Linked DNA regions of Homo sapiens: region 2 is linked to region 1. A link is an interaction called in ENCODE POLR2A ChIA-PET data of the cell type or tissue named here. Cell type or tissue: Panc1. All regions are shown on one strand. Links, peaks and the distances in the headings refer to the core of each region. The heading gives the core; the rest is flanking DNA.

What was found. Peaks named below come from ENCODE experiments on the same cell type or tissue, not always from the same donor. Only the 100,000 strongest peaks of a DNase experiment are listed, where the experiment ranks them.
Region 2: POLR2A ChIA-PET joins it to region 1 with 7 read pairs; 3 of 35 experiments call an interaction of 5 or more read pairs at or near these places.

What each region holds. Positions count from the first base shown.
Region 1 is chr1:37,770,258-37,779,619 of GRCh38, forward strand. It overlaps the pseudogene ACTN4P2. Among named protein-coding and RNA genes, the nearest start is that of EPHA10, 9.8 kb to the left of the region's middle. In Panc1, for the core only: no CTCF peak of the experiment used is centred there; no DNase peak of the experiment used is centred there.
Region 2 is chr1:37,630,448-37,639,809 of GRCh38, forward strand. It overlaps RSPO1 (R-spondin 1), which reads right to left and starts at 4,445. Exons shown (of 7, transcript NM_001242908.2): 1 at 4,119-4,445; 2 at 1,840-1,906. RefSeq lists enhancers at 143-312, 214-727, 2,736-3,263, 3,792-4,319, 4,320-4,846. In Panc1, for the core only: no CTCF peak of the experiment used is centred there; no DNase peak of the experiment used is centred there; H3K4me3 peaks cover 905 bases; H3K27me3 peaks cover 3,584 bases.

The sequences.
Region 1 (9,362 bases), core at 916-8,915:
ACAGGGTATCACTATGTTCCCCAGGCTGGTCTCAAAGTCTGGCCTAAAGTGATCCTCCTGCCTCGACCTCCCAAAGCATTGGGATTACAGGTGTGGACCACCATATCCAGCCTTCTGACTCTATATTTTTGTTCTAGCTCTACTTCTGAGCAGCCCATTTTTAGATTGAAGTTCTTTTAAATTTAAATCACCAAAGTAATATAAACTAATGAAAATTGTATAAGTAAAAATATCCATCCTTTCCACTCCAGATAGTCCCCCTCCCAAATTTAAATTCTGCTAAAGATTGATATGTACAATTCCTGATATTTTCTACCCACACACACAACTTTACAGAAAATTAATACATCTATTAGTGTCATAAACACTGTTGATTATTTACCCAATAGCTTTCCCCTTTCATATTTTATATTGCTGGCAGAGTCCCAGTTTTATTTGGATGTTCTTCTACTGTAGTTGTTTGCTAGTGAAAGATGATCCTCTCCCCAAGTTCAGGGATAAGTAAAGATTGCTGTTTGGTAATCATTCCCATCCCATTCCATGTAGTGTGTGATTACAACCCTGGCCTTCTGAATTAGAAATTATAGAAAAGATTTTCACTCCTAATAAACAGAGATGGATGACAGGCAGCATTCCACTTCTTCTCTGGATGTCATGTCTGCATTTGACACCTGGAGCTGCTGCAGCCATTATTACAACATCATGAAGGGGGATATCTCCACATTGGCAGTTAAGATTTTTCAGTCGTGTTTAACAGGAAACCAAATAAAACTGGCTTAAACAAAAATGAGATTGTATTGGTTGATATAATTGGATAGGAGTAGATCTGTATAGAACAGTAAGATTTTGCATTGGAATTCTGGTAGAGTGCAAAATCACCAAACCTGGATACTCTAAAAAAGAATGCAATTGAAATCCTAGAACTGAAAAATATAATAATTGAATTTAACATAGTAGATGGAGCTGATAGCAGGTTAGACACAGCTAATTCTAGGATTAATGATGTGAAATATAGTTTCAGCATAAAATATCTAGTATCAGAAGAGAGAAAAGAATTGAAAATAGGCATGGGCAAGGACTTCATGTCTAAAACACAAAAAGCAATGGCAACAAAAGCCAAAATTGACAAATAGGATCTAATTAAACTAAAGAGCTTCTGCACAGCAAAAGAAACTACCATCAGAGTGAACAGGCAACCTACAGAATGGGAGAAAATTTTTGCAATCTGCTCATCTGACAAAGGGCTAATATCCAGAATCTACAATGAACTCAAACAAATCTACAAGAAAAAAACAAACAACCCCATCAACAAGTGGGCAAAGGATATGAACAGACACTTCTCAAAAGAAGACATTTATGCAGCCAAAAGACAGATGAAAAAGTGCTCATCATCACTGGCCATCAGAGAAATGCAAATCAAAACCACAATAAGATACCATCTCACACCAGTTAGAATGGCAATCATTAAAAAGTCAGGAAACAACAGGTGCTGGAAAGGATGTGGAGAAATAGGAACACTTTTACACTGTTGGTGGGACTGTAAACTAGTTCAACCCTTGTGGAAGTCAGTGTGGCCATTCTTCAGGGATCTAGAACTAGAAATACCATTTGACCCAGCAATCCCATTACTGGGTATATACCCAAAGGATTATAAATCATGCTGCTATAAAGACACATGCACATATATGTTTATTGTGGCACTATTCACAATAGCAAAGACTTGGAACCAAGCCAAATGTCCAACAATGATAGACTGGATTAAGAAAATGTGGCACATATACACCATGGAATACTATGCAGCCATAAAAAATGATGAGTTCATGTCCTTTGTAGGGACATGGATGAAGCTGGAAACCATCATTCTCAGCAAACTATCACAAGGACAAAAAACCAAACACTGCATATTCTCACTTATAGGTGGGAATTGAACAATGAGAACACATGGACACAGGAAGGGCAGGCAACATCACACACCGGGACCTGTTGTGGGGTGGGGGGAGGGGGGAGGGATAGCATTAGGAGATATACCTAATGTTAAATGATGAGTTAATGGGTGCAGCACACCAACATGGCACATGTATACATATGTAACTAACCTGCACGTTGCGCACATGTACCCTAAAACTTAAAGTATAATAAAAAATATATATATAGGTAAGAGAGAAAGAGACATATGGGACATGGCAAAAAGGCCTAAATACATGGAATTAGAGTCCTAGAAAGAGGAAACAGGAAAGAAGTACTATTTGAAAAGAGAGTAGTTGAAAATTTTCCAAAATTGATGAAAGATATCAAGACACATACTCAAGAAGCACTATCAATCCCAAGCAGGATAAATGCAAAGAAAACTACACTTTTTTTTTTTGAGACAGCGTCTCACTCTGTCACCCACGCTGGAGTGCAGTGGTGTCATGTCGGCTCACTGCAACCCTCTGCCTCCCGGGTTCGAGCAATCCTCCTGCCTCAGCCTCCCGAGTAGCTGAGGCACGTGCCACCATGCCCAGCTAATTTTTGTATTTTTATTAGAGACAGGGTTTTGCCATGTTGGCCAGGCTTGTCTCAAACTCCCTACCTCAAGTGATCTGCCCACCTCGGCCTCCCAAAGTGCTGAGATTATAAGCATGAGCCACCACAGTTGGCCGAAAACTGTATTTAAGCATTTCATAATAAAACTGCTGAAAACCAAAGACAAAGAAAAAATATTAAAAGCAATTAGAGAGGGAGAGACACATTACCTTCAAAGGAACAACATTAAGACTGACAATGGTGGAGTGTGGTGGCTCATGCCTGTAATACCAGCACTTTGGGAGGCCGAGGCAGGCGGATCACCTGAGGTCAGGAGTTCAAGACCAGCCTGGCCAACATGGTGAAACCCCATCTCTACTAAAAATACAAAAATTAACCAGGCATGGTGGCACGCTCCCATAGTCCCAGCTACTGGGGAGGCTGAGGCAGGAGGATTGCTTGAACCTGGGAAGTGGAGGTTGCAGTGAGCCAAGATTGCACCACTGCACTCCAGCTTGGGCGATAGAGTGAGACTCTGTCTCAAAACAAACAAACAAACAAAACACACACACACACACGTACACACACACACACACATGAACAACTTTGGTTAGGCATGGTTGCTCATGCCTGTAACCCCAGCACTTTGGAAGGCCAAGGAAGAAGGATCACTTGAGGCCAGGAGTTCAATATCAGCCTAGGCAACACAGCGAGACTCCATCTGTACAAAAAAAAATACAAGAATTAGCCAGACATGATGGTGTGCACCTGTAGTCCCAGCTACTCAGGAGGTTGTAGTGGGGGATCACTTGACCCAGCAGGTTGAGGCTACAGTGAGCTAGGATCACACCACTGCACTCCAGCCTGGGCAACAGAACAAGACTGTCTCAATTTTTTGAAAAAAGGGCTGAGGCCAGGCACAGTGGCTCATGCTTGTAATCTCAGCACTTTGGGAGGCTGAGACAGGAGGATCACTTGAGCCCAGCAGTTTGAGACCAGCCTGGGCAACGTGGTGAAATCCCATCTCCACTAAAAATAGAAAAATTATCCAGGCATAGCGGCATGCCCCTGTTGTCCTAGCTACTCAGAAGGCTGAGATGGGAAGAGAATCATTTGAGCCTGGGAGGTCAAGTCTGCAGTGAGCTGTGTTTATGCTACTGTACTCCAAACTGGGAGACAGAGCGAGACCTGTCTCGAAAATAAAATAAAATAAAAAGACTGACAACTGACTCTTTCATAGAAATGATAAAATCCAGAAGATGATGGAATGGCATCTATAAAGTGCTAAAAGAAAATATCAATCTAAAATGCTATACTCAGTGAAAATATTCTTCAAAAATGAAGGTAAAATAAATATGTTTTCCCACAGTCAAAATTCTTCACAGATCCACACTAAAAACATATTAAAGGGAATTTTTTTAAAAAACTCAAAAGGAATTATGAACATCCAGGAAAAAAATAAGGTCAAAAGAAAGTAAATATGTGGGTAAAAATAAATGAACAATAACTGTATAAAGTGATAATGTCATGTGAAGTTCTAAATGCACATAGAATTAAAACATCACAAAAATAGCACAGAGTGTGGGAGCAGATAAATGGAGTTAAAGTATTTTAAGGTACTTGCATTGTCTATGAAGTGGTAAAAGAATTAATTTATATTAAACTTTAGCAAGTCAAGGATGCATGCTGTAATTACCATGGTAATCATGGAAAAATAGTAATAAAAATATGTTACTAACAAGCTAATGTAGAAACATTTGGAATAATAAAAATAATCAAAAAAGATTTAGAAGAGAGGAAAAAAGGAACATCGAACATGTGGGATAGATAGAATACAAATACTAGGATATCTTGAAACTCAGATGCATAAATAACTATTTTAAATATAAATGGACTAAATATTCCTATTTTAAAACAAAGATTGGGCCGGGTGCTGTGGCTCATGCCTGTAATCCCAGCACTCTGGGAGGCTCAGGCAGGAGGGTCACTTGAGCCCAGGAGGTAGAGACCAGCCTGGACAATATGGTAAAACCCCGTCTCTGTGAAGGAATACAAAAAGTAGCTGGGCATGGTGATGCACACCTGTGGCCCCAGCTACTTGAGAGGCTGAGGTGGGAAGATCACTTGAGCCTGGGAGGTTGAGGCTGCAGTGAGCCATGATTGTGACACTGCACTCCAGCCTGGGTGAGAGTGAGACCCTGTCTCAAAAACTAAAACCAAACAAAATAAAATAAAATAAAAACAAAGATAGTCAGATTGAGTTTCTAATTTACTTATTATTTTTATTTTTTAGTATTAAAAAAATTTCTTAGAGACAGGATCTTGTTCTGTTGCCCAGGCTGGAGTGCAGTGGTGCAATCATAGTTCACTGCAGCCTCAACCTCTTGGGCTCAAGCAATCCTCCCACCTTAGCCTCTAAAATAGCTAGGACTACAGGCATGTGCCACTGTACCTGGCTAATTTTTTTAAAAAATTTTGTAGAGTCAGGGTCTTGCTATGTTGTCCAGGCTGCTCTCGAATTGCTGGCCTCAAGAAATCCTTCTGCCTCAGCCTCCCAGAGCACTGGGATTATAGGGGAGAACCACCATGGCCAGCCCAGATTGGATTTTTGTTTTGGGGTTTTTTTTAATTTTTTTAAATTTTTTATTTTTTATTTTTTGAGACAAGGTCTCATTCCGTCACCCAGGCTGGAGTTCAGTGGCATGATCACAGCTCACTGCAACCTCTGCCTCCTGGACTTGAGTGATCTTCACACCTCAATCTCCTAAGTAGCTGGGACTCCAGGCGGATGCCATCATGCCCAGCTAATTTTAGTACTTTTCTTTTTTTGGTGGAGATGAGGTTTCACCATGTTGCGAAGGCTGGTCTTGAGCTCCTGAGCTCAAGTGATCCATTTGCCTCAGCCTCCCAAAGTGCTGGGATTATGGGCATGGGCCACCACACCTGGCCCAGATTGGGTTTTAAACAGCAACTTTATACTGCTTTAAAAAACTTCCACATAGCCAGGCACAGTGGTTCATGCCTGTAATCCCAGCACTTTGGGAAGCCAACGTGGGCAGATCACCTGAGGTCGGGAGTTTAAGACCAGCTTGACCAACATGGAGAAACCCCATCTCTACTAAAAATACAAAATTAGCCAACCATGGTGGCGCATGCCTGTAATCCCAGCTACTTGGGAGGCTGAGGCAGAAGAATCGCTTGAGCCCGGGGGGTCGTGGTGAGCCAAGATCGCGCCATTGCACTCCAGCCTGGGCAACAAGAGCGAAACTCCATCTCAAAAAAAAGAAAGAAAGAAAAGAAATTTCCACATAAGGATACAGATATGTTAAAGCAAAGGTTGTAAACAAACAAACATACAAACAGGATAGTATGTGCAAACGGTACATAATACAAACAGTAACTAAAAGAAAATCAATATCGCTAAACTAACATTGTAATTTTTTTTTTTTTAGACGAAGTCTTACTCGTCTCTCAGGCTGGAGCGCAATGTTGCAACCTCAGTTCACTGCAACATCCGCCTCCTGGATTCAAGTGATTCTCCTGCCTCAGCCTCCCAAGTAGCTGGGATTACAGGCAAGCGCCACCACACCTGGCTAATTTTGTATTTTTAGTAGAGATGGGGTTTCATCATGTTGGTCAGGCTGGTCTCGAACTCCTGACCTCAGGTTATCCACCTGCCTCAGCCTCCCAAAGTGTTGGGATTACAGGTATGAGCCACTGCACCCGGCCTTTTTTTTTTGAGACAGTCTCACTCTGTCGCACAGACTGGAGTGCAATGGCCTGATCTCGCCTCACTGCAACCTCCACCTCCTGAGTTCAAGTGATTCTCCTGTCTCAGCCTCCCAAGTAACTGGGATTACAGGCATGTGCTACCACGCCTGGCTAATTTTTTGTATTTTTAGTAGCAACTGCCACCAACCAGAACCGCAAAATGTTGGCTGTCTACCAGGGGCATGAGCAGTTGATGGAAAATTACAAGAGGCTGGCCAGTGATCTCCTGGAGTGGATTCAGCAAAACAGCCCCCCTGACTGGAGAACCCCATACCCCAAAAGACCTTCCAGGAGATGTAGCAGAAGTCTTTCATGACTACTGGTGCATCCACAAGCTGTCCAAAGTGCAGGAGAGAGGCCAGCTGGAGCTCACCTTCAACACGCTGCAGACCAAGCTGCACCTAAGCAACCAGCCTGCCTTCATGGGCTCTGAGGGTAAGATGGTCTTGAACATCAACAACAGTGGGCAGCACCTGGAGTAGGCCAAGAATTGACATGAGGAGTTGCTGCTGAATGATATTCACAGGCTGGAGCAGCTCAACCACCTGGCAGAGAAGTTCCAGAAGACCTCCATCCATGAGGCCTGGACCGATGAGAAGGAAGCCAGGCTTAAGCAGCGGGACTATGAGACAGCCACCCTATCAGACATCAAAGCCCTTATCCACAACCATGAAGCCTTCGAGAGTGATCTGGCCATACACCAGGACTTTGTGGAGCTGATCAAGGCTCTGAGAGTGGAAAAAACTCAAACTACTTTTCCTCTGCTCTCACACAACCCAGAATGCTTCTGTGACCAAATGTGTGTGGGGTTTTCCCCACCCACGGAACAAGCAATCAAATCTGCAGCAGACACAAGCTGGTTGTCCTCCAGTTCAATTCAATTCTGACTTTATCTACCTGGAGATAGTGTCAGATCCCACAGGGAAAGGGCTCAGTCCTGCAATACTGCCTCCACTTCAGATGCTAATCACAAGCCCAATTATTTTTGCCTGTGCTTCAGACCAACTCGCTATAAATTGGGGATCCTGCTACCCGCTACTTGGGTTCCATTAATTTGCTAGAGCAGCTCACAGAACTCAGAAAAACGCTTTACTTACTTTGGCTTGTTTATTACACAGGATATTACAAAGGATACAGATGAAGAGACACATAGGGCAAGGTGTGGGAAAGGGGACTTGGGACTTCCATGCCCTCTCTGGGGATGCCACTCTTCAGGAACCTCCATGTGTTCAGCTCTCCAGAAGCTCTGTGAACCCTGTCTTTTCAGGGTTTTATGGAGGCTTCATTATATAGGCATGATTGATTAAATCACTGGCTATTGCTGATCAACTTAATCTTCAGCCCCTCTTCCCTCCTCAGGGGTTGGGCAGTGGGGCTGAAAGTCCCAACCCTCTACTTATCCCTTGGTTTTTCTGGTGACCAGCCTCCATCCTGAAGCTCCCTAGGGGCTGCCAGCCATCCATCAACTCATCAGCATACAAAAAAAAGACATTGTTTTGGAAATTCTAATTATTTTTTAGTCATTGTATGCCAGGAAGCAGGATCAAAGACCAAATACATTATTTCACAATATCATAGAGGACACTGCCCAGGAACTCAACGAGCTGGATTACTGTGACTCCCACAGTTGTCAATGCCCAGTGCCAGAAGATTTACAAGGAGTGGGAAACCCTGTACTCTCTGACCCACAGTCACAGGGAAGCCCTGGAGAAAATGAAGAAGCAGCTGGAGGCCACTGATCATCTGTACCTGGAGTATGCCAAGTGGGCAGAGCCTTCTACAACTGGATGGAGAGTGCCGTGGAGGAGCTCCAGGACATGTTCCTCATCTACAATACTGAGAAGATTGAGGGCCTGATCTCAGCCCACAGCCAAAAGTTGACCCTGCCAGATAATGATAGGGAGAAAGAGGCTATCCTGGCCACCCACAAGGAAGCCCAGAGGATCACAGATAGCAAACATACCAAGCTGTCAGGCAGCAACCCCTACACCACTGTCACCTCCCCCGACCCCACACAGTTCATCCACTCCCAGTGGGCAAAGGTGCAGCAGTTGGTGTCAAAGCAGGATTATGCACTTCTGGAGGAGCAGAGCAAGCAGCAGTCCAACGAGCACCTCCACCACCAGTTCTCCAGCCAGGCCAATGTCATGGGGCCCTGGATCCAGACCAAGATGGAGGAAAGTGGGTGCAGCTCCATCAAAATGAAGGGGAACCCAGAGGACCAGCTAAACCTGAAGCAATATGAGCAAAACATCATGGACCACAAGCTGAACCTGGACCTGCTGACGCAGAGCACCAGCTCCTCCAGGAGGTCTTCATCTTCAACAACAAGCATATCAGCTACATGGTGGAACACATCCGCACGGCTGGGAGCAGCTGCTCACCACCATTGGCTGCACCATCAGTGAGGTCAAGAACCAGATCCTCACCTGCAATACCCAGGGCATTGGCCAGGAGCAGATGCAAGAGTTTCAGGTGTCCTTCAGCCACACTGACAAGAGCCATGGCAGGGTGCTGGGGCTGAAGGAGTTCAAGGCCTGCTTCATCAGCTTGGGCTACAATGTGGAGGATAACAGCAGAGCAATGCTGAGTTCAACTGCACCGGGAGTGTGGTTGACCCCAACCATAGCAGCCTTGTGGCCTCCCAAGCCTTCATCAACTTCAGGTCTTGGGAGACAACCAACGTAGACACAGCCAGGTCGTTACCTCCTTCAAGGTCATGGCAGGGGACAAGAACTTCATCACAGCCGAGGAGCTGCAGGGAGAGGTGTCTCTGACCAGGTCAAGTACTGCATTGCCCACCTGACCCCACAACAGGTCCCCAGTGCCATGCCTGGTGCCCTTGTCTACAAATCCTTCTCTATAGCTCCATACAACAAGAGTGACTATGAGGCTCCTGGTGAGACTCGTATCAAACACCCTTCCTCGTGGCCTCTGGTAGGGGCTGGGAGAGCCCTTTGCCCCCTTCCCATGGTGTAGGCCTCTACAGTCCCCATTCCTCTGTCTCTGTTAAAAGAAAGAAAAGGAAGGAAGATAGAAAAAGACTGGAGGACACAGAAGGGACAGGGGAGGGTGTAGCATTTTTC
Region 2 (9,362 bases), core at 80-8,079, 140 kb before region 1:
CCCTGCCTGGCCCTCTGGGCTTGGCGGGAGAAAAGGAAGTAAGGCTTCCCCCGGCCACAGAAACTCTGACACAGCAGGCCCGGCGGGCCTGGCCTTTGTGAGAGGATAAAAGAGGCAGCAATGCCCGCCCTGGCCAGAGACACAGAGAATGGGGATAATCCCCCAGCCCAGCGAGAGCCAGGTCTCTGGACCCGCTGGCCGGCTGGGGTGATGGGGGCAGGGGAGCCGGTCCCTCCCCTGATCAGATGTGTCTGGGAAGTTGGACATCTGAGCCCAACCTGGGAGTGAGAATGAAAACCCTGCTTCCCCGTCACGGGATCACACACATGCTCTGATGCTCTCAAGGTTCTTCCACAGCAGCGGCCTGCCCACGCACACCCCACACTCCCCCACACACACCCACACCACAACAGAGCATGCAGGCCAATAGCACAGAGTCTCTGTAGATGCCAGGGAGCCATCACCTTCCCCTCCAGTGGCTAGATGCCTTCGAACAAGTCATGTAGCCTCACTGAACCTGTTTCACATCTATAAAATGGGGACAAGCATGACTATGTCACAGGCTAGCTGAGAGTCAGAGAGTTCAGGCTCAGGAATGAGAAATCTGAGGTGCTGGAGTGGAGGTGCCCCTCCCACCCCCTGTCCTAATCCTTTCCCCTCTAGGCTCTTCAGTGCCAGTCCACCCCCTCGCCTGTCAGGGAGGCCCCAGCAGAGCCCACCTGCACGGGAGATAAATCATTATCCCCTAAGGGAGTTCAGTACCTCCCTCCTTGGCCTCTCCCGCTGGCTTTGAAGGCCAGACACACTCAAGTGGTTAAGCTGCCTGTGAGAAGTGTTTACATGAGGCTGATGGATCCCACCTGGTGCTGTGGCCTGAGCCAGAGGAGATGCCCCCAGCTACCCCCAAATGCCCGTCAGCTGCCAACCCCTGCACGCCCCTCCAGTACTCCCTGCCTGATTTACCAAAGCCTTTCTATCCTCCCCAGCCCCCACTACACAATTCTCTCACCCACAGATTATAGATGTCCAGTTGAGTTTATCAAACTGGGGTCTTCTGGCCCAAGTCTGTAGTCTCAGAGGCTGGCTGTACAGCATGATAGTCACGGGCATAAACTTCAGAGTCAGACTGCCTGGATTTGAATATTGGTTCTGCTACTTATTAGCTATGTTACCTTGCTTAGCTGGTCTGAGCCTGTTTTCTTATCTGCATGAAGGTTATTGTTGTTTATAACTTAAATGAGTTAATACACAAAACTGCTTAGAATGGTGCTGGCACACAGTGATGACTCAATAATATTTGCTGTATTTGTTATGACCAAAGCTTCACTTTGTGTCTACATTCTAATAATCATTCAAAAGGCAATATGAACATGTTCTGTATCATCTGGATACTAACCTTAATACTGAGTACTGTTATGCAATTTCCATATTTGCATTTATCTTTATGGTTGATTGCCTCGACACCAAAGCGATCACTCAGAGTGATAGGATTTGCCTTTAATTGCAGCATTTCTCAAACTAAGGTCTGAGAATCCCTGGTAGATCTGTTCCATGAGTCCTTACAGTTGACAAACACTGCATTAGACAAACTTGGTGTTAACCCTGGATCTGAAAGACTTTGGACTCACTGCGTGATCAATATCCCTGGGGTTTTTTGGGGCACAAAATGTCCCCTATGCATCTCTGCATTCCTTGTGCCAACCTGTCATGGTGCCTGGCAATTGAGGGTGAGTGCTCGGCAAATGTTAGCTCCCTTCTTTTTCCTCCCTCTCCTCTCCCTCTAAATTCCTTCTCAATCCTCCCAGGTCCTAGTTTTCAGCTGACCCCTGCCACACTCACCCAGTCCTTGCCAGCGGTGATCTTCTGGCCCACTCCCACCTGAATCACCAGGAAACCACAATCTCAGCTGGAAAATCGTAAGGAGGATCCAGATGTAAATTTCACTGAAGCAAGTGACACTGGCCTCCCCCACCTCTGGGATGGGAAGAGTTGCAAGCACTTTTTGAAAATGTACATATAGAATCAACCCTGTAAAGGGGCTAAGAGTTCCTCTATACCAGGGGGTACAAATGACATATATGATTGAAGCTGGATGTGGAGGGGGTAAACTGGAGGGTAAATGCCCCATCTAAAGGGAGCATATGCCGTTCAGCTCTGACTGATTGTTGAAAGATCTTCTGATTTTCTAAAAGAGGAGTGGAAAATCCAGGATCTTACATGAAATCTGATTTGAAATGCTGGACAGGTCTCGGACTAGGAACCCTGCAGCACCAAGCCTCAGAGGGCCACAGGTCCCTGCCTCAGTGGCTCCACATTCCTGCATCTAGTCCCTGACCCCATATGCGCACACACAGGCATGCACTCTTGCAGACATGGACAGCATGGGCTAGGGCTGAGAGAGGAGATATGAGCTGATGACTCCCTTTTAAGCAGGCTGCTTCATTTCTTTTAGAGTCCTCTGTCTGATTTCCTTTGAGCCATGGGCTATATGGCACTGGCAGTTTATGTTTTTGAGGCTCACTCTACACAGATAGAATGGGGACTGCTGGCAGTGCCTCAGGTTATTGGTGGGGGTAAGAAAGGGCATTTCTCTCTGCCACTGTGGGGGTGAGGGATTCACACTTGTTAGATGCCTCCCTCCACCTGCCATGTGCCAGGTCTTCGTTTACTCCTCACAATGGAAGGAGGAAGGTAGAATTATTTCCATTTTACAGGGGAAGAGACCTGGCCCTGAATGGTTAAGTGTCCCAGGGGTTACAGACCCAGTTAGGGACCTGCCCTCAGGTTTGCTACCCAGGACTGGGTGTGGGGAGGGCGGGGCAACCCGCTGGGAGCTGCTGAGTGTGGGGCACAACCCAGCTTGGGGAGTGGACCTGCAAAGTGGGGACGGGGCTGGTGGCAGAGGCAGAGCTGAGAAGGGAGACCAAAGCGAGAGGCCACAAGGGCCTCGGAGGGGAGTATACAGGTCGGGGAGGGGGACACAGCTGGAGGTGGAGCTGAGGGCAGAAACTCAGCCCCGGGAGGGGGCTGGAATCACTTTCACCTTCTTGCCTGCAATACCGTCAGAATAAAGTGGTACTCCATCAGGGGCCCGATACAGACCCAAAAATGTAAACTATCTAGATAATTTCGCATTAGCCCTCCCCGGGCCGGGCTACAGGCTGGAGAGTTTTGGCCGCCCAGCAGGCTGGCAGGCGGGGGCAGAAGAATTGCGGGCGGGGGGCGGGACAAAGTATGTGCCTGTCCGACCTGTCGGGATTAGCCTGTCTGTCGGAGCCAAGCCAGGTGCTGGGGCCGTGCCCCCCCTCCAAAAGCAAGGGCAGCGGAGGATGGCTTCTTCACCCCTCCATCACCCCCGCAAGCGCGCACATTCTTCTTCCCTCCCCCACCATCCCGCAGAGGCCCCAACAGGTGCCGAGGGAGACGCGGACCTGAGGTTCCCCTGGCTGGCCCTCAAGAGCCAAGAGAGCTGTCCACGTCTGAGAGGCCAGTTTCACAAGAAAACTCCTGCCCCCAAGCACACTCACTCCAAGTCTGTCCCGGCCCTCCAGGGAGTCCCGGGCGAACATAGCCCCCACCTCTCCCCAACTAAGCGATACCATCGGTTCCTGAGCGCCAGACCCCGAGGGCCAGGGAGCCGCGCCACTTCGCTGCGCACCGGGGGCCGCAGCGCATGCCGCCTGCCACGTCGAACCCAGGCCCAGGCTGCGGACTGGGGTGGGGGTCACCAGAGACCGTGGGACTTGGGGGAATCCGAGCCAATGAGCCCCAGGATCAAGAACTTCTGGATTGGAGGCGGGGTATAAACAGGGCTGGTGGACTTGGGGAATTCAGGACTGCGAGTGAGGATGATCACCCGGGGCTGCGGGATGGAGGGGAGTTCGAGGGGAAGAGGCTGCCTGCTGGATTGAGGGCCGACGGGGGCGGCAGACTTGCAGGAAGGGTGCAGGAGGTGCCCTGTCCTGATCGCCGACCGGAGAGCGATCAGACTCCCCTTCCTTTCTGTCTCCCCCCACGCACCCAGCTAGAACCAGCCCCGACGGGAGGGCCCGCCGCGCCCCAGCTCCCGGGGAAGGGGGCGCTGGGGAGAAGGATGGGGCAGCTACGAGGGGACTCACCTTCGTGCTGCCAGTCGCGACGGGGGCAGGCCCGGGAGGGGCGAGGGCGCGGCCCGCTCACCCGCCCGCTGCGGGACTGTCCTGGGCGCCCGGCTCGCCTGCGCTCCGCCCGCCCGTTCCCAAGTTGCTCAATCTGCGGACGGCTCACGCCCTCGGGGCCAGCGCCCCACCCGGCGCATCGGTCCTCCGGGGCGGCTCGGAGCTGCCCTCGTTCTCCGCAGCACCCGAGCGGATGCCCTACTCTGGCCGGTCGCTCCGGGCTCTCTGCCCTGCGCTGGTGCTCTCCGTCGCGCCTCCGCTCGGCCGGAGCTCCCAGCCCGGAGAGGGGCCAGTCCTCTGCGAGCACCAGGGAGGGAATCCCCCCCTTCGCAGTCCCCCCCGCGAGCCGGCCCCCCTTCCAGGGATCCGCAAGAAAAAATGGACTGGAGCGCCGGCCCGGGAGTCCACACGTCCTTGCCCGAAGCTGGCGCTCTGCGCTCCGAGCGCGGGGCTGGCGGAGGGACAAGTCCCCAGGACCCTGGGGCAGACCTTCTGCTTTTGTCCCCTGCCCCTCCCCGCGCCCCGGGGATTCCACGCAGCCAGAGAACCCGCAACAACTCCGCTCATCTTGGCGTCAGAACGCGGCCGGAGACCCTCATGAAAACCCCAGTTTCCCCATCAGGAACCTGGAAAGTGACAAGGAACAGGCTCCACAGAGCCTGGTGGTCTTGACCACACCCTCTCCCCCTTCAGGGTCAAATCTTCTGTGCATCTTCCCAGTTCAGAAGAAATACCAAGGCTATCAGATCCTGGGCACCGAGGTGAGGACACCTCCAGAGGCAGCTGGTAGGTGAGAGTGAGGGAGATCATACAATAACACTTAGATTCATGTCTGGCTCTATCACTTACCAGCTGTGTGGTCATGCCTAGGTTACTGAACCTCTCTGAATCGCAAGGCTTCATCTGTTCTGAGGGTTCAATGAAATGAAGGCTACAAACTTCTGGTTAATGGTGGGAACCCCATACATGTTTGTGGAATGAGTCTTGAACGGCTACAGACACCTGCAGTGACCCAGATGATGTTGAAGTCAAGCCCGAAGAAGGGAGGGAAGGAGACTCACTTCTTAGAGTGACAAACAGCTGTTCTCCAGCTTCACTTCAGATTGGGAAAGGAAAATGGGCTAAAACTGTAGTTAGTGGGAGTTAAGCTAGAGCAGAAAAGATGTACTGATTGTGTGTGTGTATAGGGGGGGTGAGTAATCAAGACAGGCTGTGGAATCTCCCTCTTAGGAGAGAAGGGGGGAGCCCTGACTATTGAGTTAAGGGCACAGGGTCGTTTACAATGACAGGAGGATGGATGTAATGACCCCTAGAGTGTCCCAATGGCCAGGGAACAGGGATGGTGGATAGCCAGAGAAAGTGGAGCAGTTGGGTCCGAAATGCCCAGTGTCTGGGTTCATTCAGCCAGAGCATTGCCAAGTTTGCAGGAGGCAAACAGTCATTTCCGAGTTGGTCCAGGGGCCCCCTCCAACCTCCAACCCCCACTCAAGTCCCTCCTCTCTCACCTCTGCCCTGAGCCTTCCCTGCGTCTAACCGGCCCTTGGCTATGCTCTGTGTCTAATCAAACAGCCCCAAATGCCGAAAACTCAATGTTTATTTTATTTTATTTTTTTACACACTTGCATAACTCTCTGACAAGCCACGCCAGGCATTGGGCTTTTTGTTTGGTTTTATTTTGTTGCATTTAGGAAAAAAAAGAGGGAGAGAGAGAGAAAAGAGAAGAAATAACACAAACCACACAGCCCTAGAAGCTGTCCTAGGCCAGGCAGTGGGCTCGGGTTTCCTGCCTGAGGAAAAGTCTGTGGAAGTTGGGGGGCCTCGTTACTAGGCTCAGGAATGAGTGAGAAAGGGAAGAAAGCCACCTGGGTGACAGAAGATAACGAATTAGAACCATGTGACAATAATGGGTGAATAAGAAAGAATGTTTCTTGTGCACCTAATGTATGCCAAGCACTGTGTTTTGCACATATATTCTGTTACCTAATTTCGCAACTATTGTAGTTCCTTTCTTTTTTCCTTTTTTCCCATAAATGTAAATTCTGATCCTCAGAGACGCCAAGTCAATTGCTCAGAGACACACAGCCTGCAAGTGGCCAGCCCAGTTCAGGTTATGCCAAATGAGTTGTTTCCCTGGGAAAGCTGTGTTGCTCTAAATTTGCATATGCTGTTCATTCTGCTTAGAAATGTCTTTTTCTCGGCCAGGCGCAGTGGCTCACGCCTGTAATCCCAGCACTTTGGGAGGCTGAGGCAGTCGGATCACGAGGTCAGGAGATCGAGACCATCCTGGCTAACACGGTGAAACCCCGTCTCTACTAAAATTGCAAAAAATTAGCTGGGTGTGGTGGCGGGTGCCTGTAGTCCCAGCTATCGGGGAGGCTGAGGCAGGAGAATGGCATGAACCCGGGAGGCAGAGCTTGCAGCGAGCCGAGATCACGCCACTGCACTCTAGCCTGGGCAACAGAGCAAGACTCCGTCTCAAAAAAAGAAATGTCTTTTTCTCTAATCCTTTTTGTGTCATCCTTCAAAAGGCCTGTATGAAGTTTAGCCTGACCACCTCGAAAGTCAGCCTCCAAACCTTGTGTAGACCTGTACACCACCCATCATTGGCCAATGATGGTCTCTTCCACTGCAGTGAGTTCCTAAGGAACTGGGAGGATGTTCACAGACAAAAGCAGAACTCTGTCCGCACGGAAGAAGGGCTTTTGGATTGGAAACTACTGGCATCTGTGATCATTACTGTTACTCTAGAAAAAGCTGACTTTGTTACTGTCAATTTATAGGCTCCCCTGAAAACTCTAGTCTTCATAACCCTGCTGTTCTCTGAAATCTTTCATTCATTCATTCATTCTTTCTATTTTTTTATTTTTTTATTTTTTAGAAGAAGTCTTGCTCGGTTGCCCAGGCTGGAGTACAGTGATGCGATCTCGGCTCACTGCAACCTCAGCCTCCCAGGTTCAAGCGATTCTCCTGCCTCAGCCTCCCAAGTAGCTGAGATTACAGGCACGCCACCACGCCCAGCTAATTTTTTTTGTATTTTTAGTAGAGACTGGGTTTCACCATGTTGGTCAGGCTAGTCTCGAACTCCTGACCTCAAATGATCTGCCTGCCTCAGCCTCCCAGAATGTTAGGATTACAGGCGTAAGCCACTGCCCTGGCTAGATCTTGTCATCCTTTCTTTCATTGAGGCAATATAGCATAACAGCTAAGTGCATGGACACTAGTATCGGCCGAGTTTGAAGCCCATCTCTACCACTGACTAGCTTAATGTCCTTGGGCAAGTCACTTCACCTCCCTAAGCCTCAGTTTCCTCATCTGTTAAATACATATAGTAACAGTATTAACCCACCACAGTTCTTACAGGGATGACATAAGATAATGCATTTAAAGAGCTTGGCACAATGTTAGGAATTATAGTAAGTACTTAGTACATGCTGGCTCTTCTTATTAGCTATAATTTGGTCAGTGCCTTTATTAGATATCAACCAAGCACTATTGTATCCCAGGCACAGGGCTGGAAATGGAGGATAGAGAAATGAGTATCACACTGTCTTCCTAAGGAACTCCTGGTTTAGTGAGGAAGGCCGACTCAAGAGCCTGGTGAAAGGGTAAATGAGGTAGAGTGGTGGGACAAAATAAGGGGTGACTGTGACTCCTTGAGGGAATCTGAGAAGGCTTCTCCAGGGAAGAAATGCTTGAAAGATTTATTGGCATTTTCTAGGCACATGTGATCAAAAGGCATTCCAGGCAGAGGGAATGGCAGGTGCAAAGGCCCGGAGGCCTGCTGCATCGTGGTGCCCTTAGTGCTATAAGTAGTTCTGCTTCGTGGGGATTTCGGATGAGAGAGGTGAGGCGGGGAAGAGGGCAGCAGATGGGGTGCTTCCAAAAGGACCTTATGGTACCAGGCCAAAGAGCAGGAACTTTACCTTGAGGGCAAGGGCAGCCCCTGAGTGTTGATGAGGCAGAAAGGCAGGACCAGAGTTGTGCTTTAGGAGTGTCTTGCAGCTCTGGTGAAGGCTGAATTTGAAGAGGCGAGACTGAAGGGAGTGAGGAGCCCCAGTGAGCAATAATAAAGTAGATCATTCCCAAGAACACTGCCCAGCTCTTCCTTGTTCCTTTCTCTCCACTTTCCTCCCAGGGGGTCTGCTGTGTCCTCTGGAAGCCCCATACCAGCAGAAACACACTTCTCAGATTCTCTACCTTGTTGTGAGTGAGTTCAGGCTCCTTTAACACACACCAGGGACGCCATCCCCTTTGCCCAACAAAGTCTGGCAATACCACTCATTCTCCTGCACGAGGGTGTGGCATCTGCCTCATTCCACACCGCCCCCCTGCCCTCCCTTTTGTAACTGTTCCTCCTGTTCTACCTCCCTGCTCTCTTCACCTGAGTTATTTCCCCCATGCCCTGCTGTGCTTTCTTTGCTCACACAGGACCCTGGCATCTGTCTCGAGGTCCTCTTCTCTGTGGCAGACTCAAGCATCACGTTGGGGACCTCGTTCTCTATGTCAGTGCTACGCCCAACACCTCTGGGACCTCCTGGACCAGGTCGATACTCTTGTCCACTCCACTTTGGCCTCCCATTCACATGGCCACCCCCTCTTGACCTCACCCAAATTACTCCATCCCTGAAATCATAGGCTTCAAGATCCTCAGACCCCCCCACTCTAACCTTCTGCTCCCAATCTCTCATGCCCTTCCTTCTAATTCAGATTCTTGGCGTTTCACCTGCCCGATAACGATTTCTGCACTGGCCTTGCCTCAACATCTCAACTGCCCCACAAACCCCCTGCCAGTTCCTGCTGAGCTCCTCTGGACAGTCCCCCAGCTACCTGAGACAGTGCCACTGCAAATCCACAGCCAGCCTCCACTGGGGCTTCAGCAAGCCCACGGATGACCGTGCAGACTTCCCCTTCCAGCCTCTCCCAGCCTCTCACTCCGTCCCAGCCCCCATCATCAAGCAGCTAAGATGGCCAAGAGTGGCCCCTTCAACTCCCTGCTCCTAAAACTAAACTCTTGGGCCCTGCACAGAACCTCTTTCTCCCCAGTTTTTCTCCTTGGAAACAGCGATGAAACTGATAAAGCAAGAAACTGGGAGTTGTTTTGCATTCTTCTCTCTCACCTCCCACATCCACTCTACTGGCAAATTCTGTTGGATCTGCCCCCAGAAACTTTCCTGCTTTAAGCCAATTTTGCCGCTTACCTGGACA